2 separate regions of the Homo sapiens genome follow, and region 2 is linked to region 1. The links are chromatin loops, found by intact Hi-C in ENCODE. Cell type or tissue: dorsolateral prefrontal cortex. All regions are shown on one strand.

Region 1 (2,500 bases):
ATTACCAGGACTCAAATTTTCAAAGTTGTTTTTCTGTCAGGAAGACGGAAACCCTCTGCAGGATCCTAGTCCCTGAAGTACATTTTCCCCTCTGTCTCCACAATTACGTTTGTTTGCCTCAGGAGTTATTTCAGTCTTAATTGGGGTTTAACTATTGCAATAGAAAGATGTACAGTGAAAAAGTAAACAGCTAGCCAAGTTTCTGTATCCAGGGTTTCCCATTTTTCTGGCCCTCTCTTCATCTTCCCAAGGTTCTAATGTTTTGAATAAAAATGAGAACCAGGTCAGAAGACACATAATAAGTCACTTCTTTTCTTTCTCAAGGCTTTCTTTATACGCAGGGTTATGATAGATGATGACCAGCCCTGGAGACTCTGCTTTCTGAGCTTATCCCAACCACAGGCCTGGACAGGACGAGCGTCACCTTGCTCTACCGATGAACGTTGGCAGTTTGCAGTCTTTGCCATCAGTGATTGTTTTATTCTTTGTCTGTGAAACAACAAATGGGACTGGAAAAGCAAAAGAACCCTCCATTTTTATGAGCTAATCCTGCCTTATAAAGCTTCATAATACTTCTTTAATTCATTATACCCAAGAATGATCCTTCTATAGGTTATTCATTCTGCCCTCAAAAAATGACCTTTCCAGACACTAATGCAAAGGACTATACATAAATGGTGACACAGGGTTGAGATTAGAGGTGAGAATGGAATTATTTTTCTCACTGAGCTGGGCTGTGAGGCAGGCTTCTGGTCACTGGTCTTCATTCAATGTGACAGTATCCTCATCTAGAGGTGCACCTGGTTCATATCAGATGCCAAATTACTTGTGCAATAAGTGAGCAAATAGCCCTTTGAGATAAGTACTCTTTTCATCCCTGATTTTGAATGAGGATATTCAGGCACAGAGAGATTGAGTAAATTGCCCAGTGATACACAGATAATGAATAGCAAAATCAGGATTTGAACCCAGATAATCTAATTCAGGTCATGTGTTCTATTGCCCATTGTTTTGCATGTGTCTTTCTGGGTCAGCCTCTCTTGCGATCTGTTTCACTGTCTAGGAGAGGTGGCTAACCCAGTCTCAGTATCAATCCCATCTTGCACAGACTCTGTCTCCATCTTTTTCTCTGCATCCTGGTTGTGTGTCCTTCAGCCTCTCCTTCTATTTGGAGTAATTGCCACATGGTGGCAGTGTTGTAGGACTTTCTCCTTAGTTCAGCTAAAAACCGGGTTCTTGTCACATAACCAGGAAAGATTAGGCTTGAGGATGCATAGAAGGGTGAGAAAAATGGAATTTATTGCGCGAAAAAGGAAAAAGAAATACTTTCAGCAGAGTGAGAGGGAGGCCTGTTAACCTGCTCCTGCCCCACCACACAGGAACACAAGAGGCTGGGCTCCTCCCCTCTGCAAACCACGCTAACTTCGTGGCTCCACCCCCTTTTCCCAGTGCACAGGTGGGTCGGAGGTTCTCTGGGGAGCCCTTTTTACTCGGCTGTCTCAACAGTTTCGGGGTTTACATGTGAACTTTAATGATTTCTGGCTGGGTTACATTGGATGGGCAATATTTGATGAATTACTTGGCCTCTCCATTGCTATACTTTTTCTTATGTAAAATGACATTGAAAACAAGATGCAAGATGAGCCTAGAGAATCTTGTTGTGTCAAAAAGTAAGAATGAGCTCAAAGAATGGTGAGAATCTGTCAAATAGGGAGCCAGCTTGAAGGGACTCCCTCCAGCCAAATTTGAGAAAATTTGAGAATCAAACTGAATAATGATTTTAAATGATTGTTACCTATTGGATACTACAAGAATCCATTAGTCCACAATTAAAATGAATAAATGAGGGAGAAGGAAAAGACCTAACTTTCAATGAAAAAGCAACTAGTAAATGTAAAAGAAATAATGAAATTAGAATATCACCACTCGATGACTATCATAATAATAATTTCTTCAGGAAGGAATCATCAATGGGTGCTAAAACTAATAGGTGGAAGTTTAGGTGAGCAGGATATCAATATTGCCTCAAAGTGTCTTCCCCAAAGATTTACTAATGACAAAGAGTAAAACAGTAACATTACACTGAACACCAAATAGATACCAGTAGACACCAAGTGATGGCAGCTAACACTGCCTGGGATGAAACACACCAACAGCACGTGAGCCTTGACATCATGCGCTGAGAACTCATAATAAATTCTACCGTATTCCTGCCAAAGGGGTCACCCTGAATCTAATTACAAGGAAAAATCAGAAAAACTCAAATTGAAGCACATTGTAGAAATGTCTCAAGCTTTTATGACAACAACATCATAAAATACAAAGAAAGACTCAGGAACTTTTACTGGATGAAGGAAGCTACAGAGAGATGACAACTGCATATTAATGTACCATGTGACCTTGGATTATCTTTTACCATAAATTGTATCACTGGGACAATTGTTGAATCTAAACATGTTCTATCAAGTGAATAGTACCATTGTATTAATATTAATTTCCT
Region 2 (2,500 bases), 120 kb after region 1:
GCTCACATCACACACTCACACCCAGCTAAAGGAAATTACCACAGCTATAATGATTTCATTAAATATCTGAAATTAAAGTTTCTTTTGGACTTTTCAGCTGAAGCTCATAGTAAATAAAAGTAATATGATCACTGTTGCATACTGTGAATCAACAGCACACAGAAACCTTAGACTTTCTATATTTACACAGCTTAATTATCCGAACTGAAACCTGAGGCCATCTGTGTCAACATGATTTCACAATTCATTCCAGAAAATTATTTTTCAGGAAAGTAAGGCTGCAAACCAATAAATAACTTATTGTTTGCTTCAGGAAATTTCTGCAAATCAATTTATGTCAGTAAGCAACTCTCCTCTGGGCCAACAGATTGCTCACCTGGGCAGGTAGCAGCTTGTGTCAATAACAGTTTACTTATGAAGACTTCTGTCATGGCCCTTAACTCACAGTGTCCCCCAATCCTAAACTCTATGTCCTGAACATTACCTCTTCTTATCAGTCATTGGTCTTGAAAGGCCCCGGGCAACCATGTGAGCCCAGACGTCAATACCCTATCGATACCACCTTATCATCTACTCTTCTAACATAACCCCTCAAGGTGGTGACCCCACTTACAGTCGTATTTTATTGAATTTAGCTTTCCCTAATCAACATGCTAGTCTATTGGATGCAGTGTCAGAGGCAACAATCACAGAGGTTCTGAAAGCATCAGCCCACGGTTTTCTAAACATCATGGTTCAAGACCCTTAACACGAAACAGAAAGTTTCCCCGAGGCGCCGTAAACAACCCGTTTGGGCGCTTCCCTGATAATTATAGTGAAATCTGGCATCTAATTTTTTTTGGTGGACTCTCAAATTTTATATTTACGTTTTGCTTCCTAGAAATAAAAAATGTTTTTATAAGGAATTCTTTGATCGTTTATGTTTTATTCTTGATAGAAACCTACTTTATAACTTCGAACATTATTGATGTTCTTCCTGTATTTCTGAGAGGTGACAGCTTGCTGGCATCCCCTCGCTGGCTCTCGGCGCCTCCTCGGCCTCAGCCCACTCTGGCCGCGCTTCAGGAGCCCTTCAGCCCGCAGCTGCACCGTGGGAGCCCCTCTCTGTGCTGGCTGAGGCCTGAGCGGGCTCCCTCTGCCGGCGGGGAGGTGTGGAGGGAGAGGCGCGGGCCGGAACCTGGGCTGCCTGCGGTGCTCGCAGGTCCAGCGCGACTTCCGGGTGGGCGCGGGCTCGGCGCGCCCCGCACTCTGAGCGGTCGGCTGGCGCCGCCGGCCCTGGGCAGTGAGAGAGGCTTAGCACCCGGGCCAGCAGCTGCGGAGGGTGCACTGGGTCCCCCAACAGTGATGGCCCGCCGGCGCCGCGCTCGAATTTTCGCTGGGCCTCAGCCACCTCCCCGCGGGGCAAGGGGGCAGGGCTCGGGACCTGCAGCCTGCCATGCTGGAGCCCTCACCCTGCTCCCCGCCCCCGTCCCCTGCCCCCCGCCCCCCAGCCGCGGGCTCCCGCGCGCCACCCCGAGGGGACGGGCGCCACCTCCTGCTACGCGGCACCCGGTCCCGTCAACCGCCCAACGGCTGAGGAGTGCGGGAGCGCGCCAGAGACTGGCGGGCAGCTCCGCCCGCGGCCGGGATGCACTAGGCAAAGCCAGCTGGGCTCCTGAGTCCGGTGGGTACTTGGAGAACTTATTACGTCTAGCTGGAGGATTGTAAATGCACCAATCAGCATGCTGTGTCTAGCTCAAGGTATGTGAACGCACCCATCAGTGCTCTGTGTCTAGCTAATCTAGTGGGGACTTTGGAGAACTTTTGTGTCTAGCTAAAGGATTGTAAACAGACCAATCAGCTCTCTGTAAAATGAACCCATCAGCTCTCTATGAAATGGACCAATCATCAGGATGTGGGTGGGGTGAGATAAGGGAATAAAAGCGGCTGCCAGAGCCAGCAACAGCAACGTGCTGGGGTCCCTTTCCACAGTGTGGAGGCTTTGTTCTTTTGCTCTTTGCAGTCTTGCTGCTGCTCACTGTTTGGCTCTGCGCAGAGCTGTAACACTCACCAAGAAGGTCTGCAGCTTCACCCAAAGATATTCCAAAGATACAGAAAACTATACAGAGACATTTTGTGTAGTTCTAATAGCATATAATCCACAGGTCCCTGATCTATAATAGGGGTTTTTTATAAAATTGGTTTTTTGTATGCTATGAGGAATTTTACTTGTTAAAAAGAAGAGGTGGAAAGGCAGAATATGAAAACTATGAGAATGACATAAGAGACTATGAATTAGGTGAGAAACCAGAGAGATTTAGAAACCTGTAGACATTGTGCATCCCCCAATGCCTTTCCCCTTAAAAAAATATTATATTCTAATCCAGTCCATCAAATAAAGTCTACATTCATTAGAAACATATTCTCTTGGTTTTTATAATTTCAATTTTTTTCAGACACAGATAGTGCATATGCAGATTTGTTACTTTTGTACAGTGCACCCTGGTAGTGAGCATAGTAC

Evidence for each region. Peaks named below come from ENCODE experiments on the same cell type or tissue, not always from the same donor. Only the 100,000 strongest peaks of a DNase experiment are listed, where the experiment ranks them.
Region 2: a loop joins it to region 1, with 6 times the contacts of the local background. A loop is called at or near these places in 9 of 110 quality-filtered maps.

Annotation. Positions count from the first base shown.
Region 1 is chr6:27,077,761-27,080,260 of GRCh38, reverse strand. No RefSeq gene overlaps it. Among named protein-coding and RNA genes, the nearest start is that of TRP-CGG2-1, 13 kb to the left of the region's middle. RefSeq lists a silencer at 1,426-1,505. In dorsolateral prefrontal cortex, CTCF peaks have their summits at 980 and 1,183 (motif pointing right); a DNase peak (open chromatin) is centred at 1,205; H3K4me3 peaks cover 526 bases.
Region 2 is chr6:26,955,629-26,958,128 of GRCh38, reverse strand. LINC00240 (long intergenic non-protein coding RNA 240) reads right to left here and starts at 1,136. Exons shown (of 3, transcript NR_026775.2): 1 at 946-1,136. It also overlaps the pseudogene GUSBP2. RefSeq lists an enhancer at 778-1,476 and a silencer at 1,114-1,583. In dorsolateral prefrontal cortex, a CTCF peak has its summit at 1,160 (motif pointing left); DNase peaks (open chromatin) are centred at 1,128 and 1,828; H3K4me3 peaks cover 1,745 bases; H3K27ac peaks cover 1,582 bases.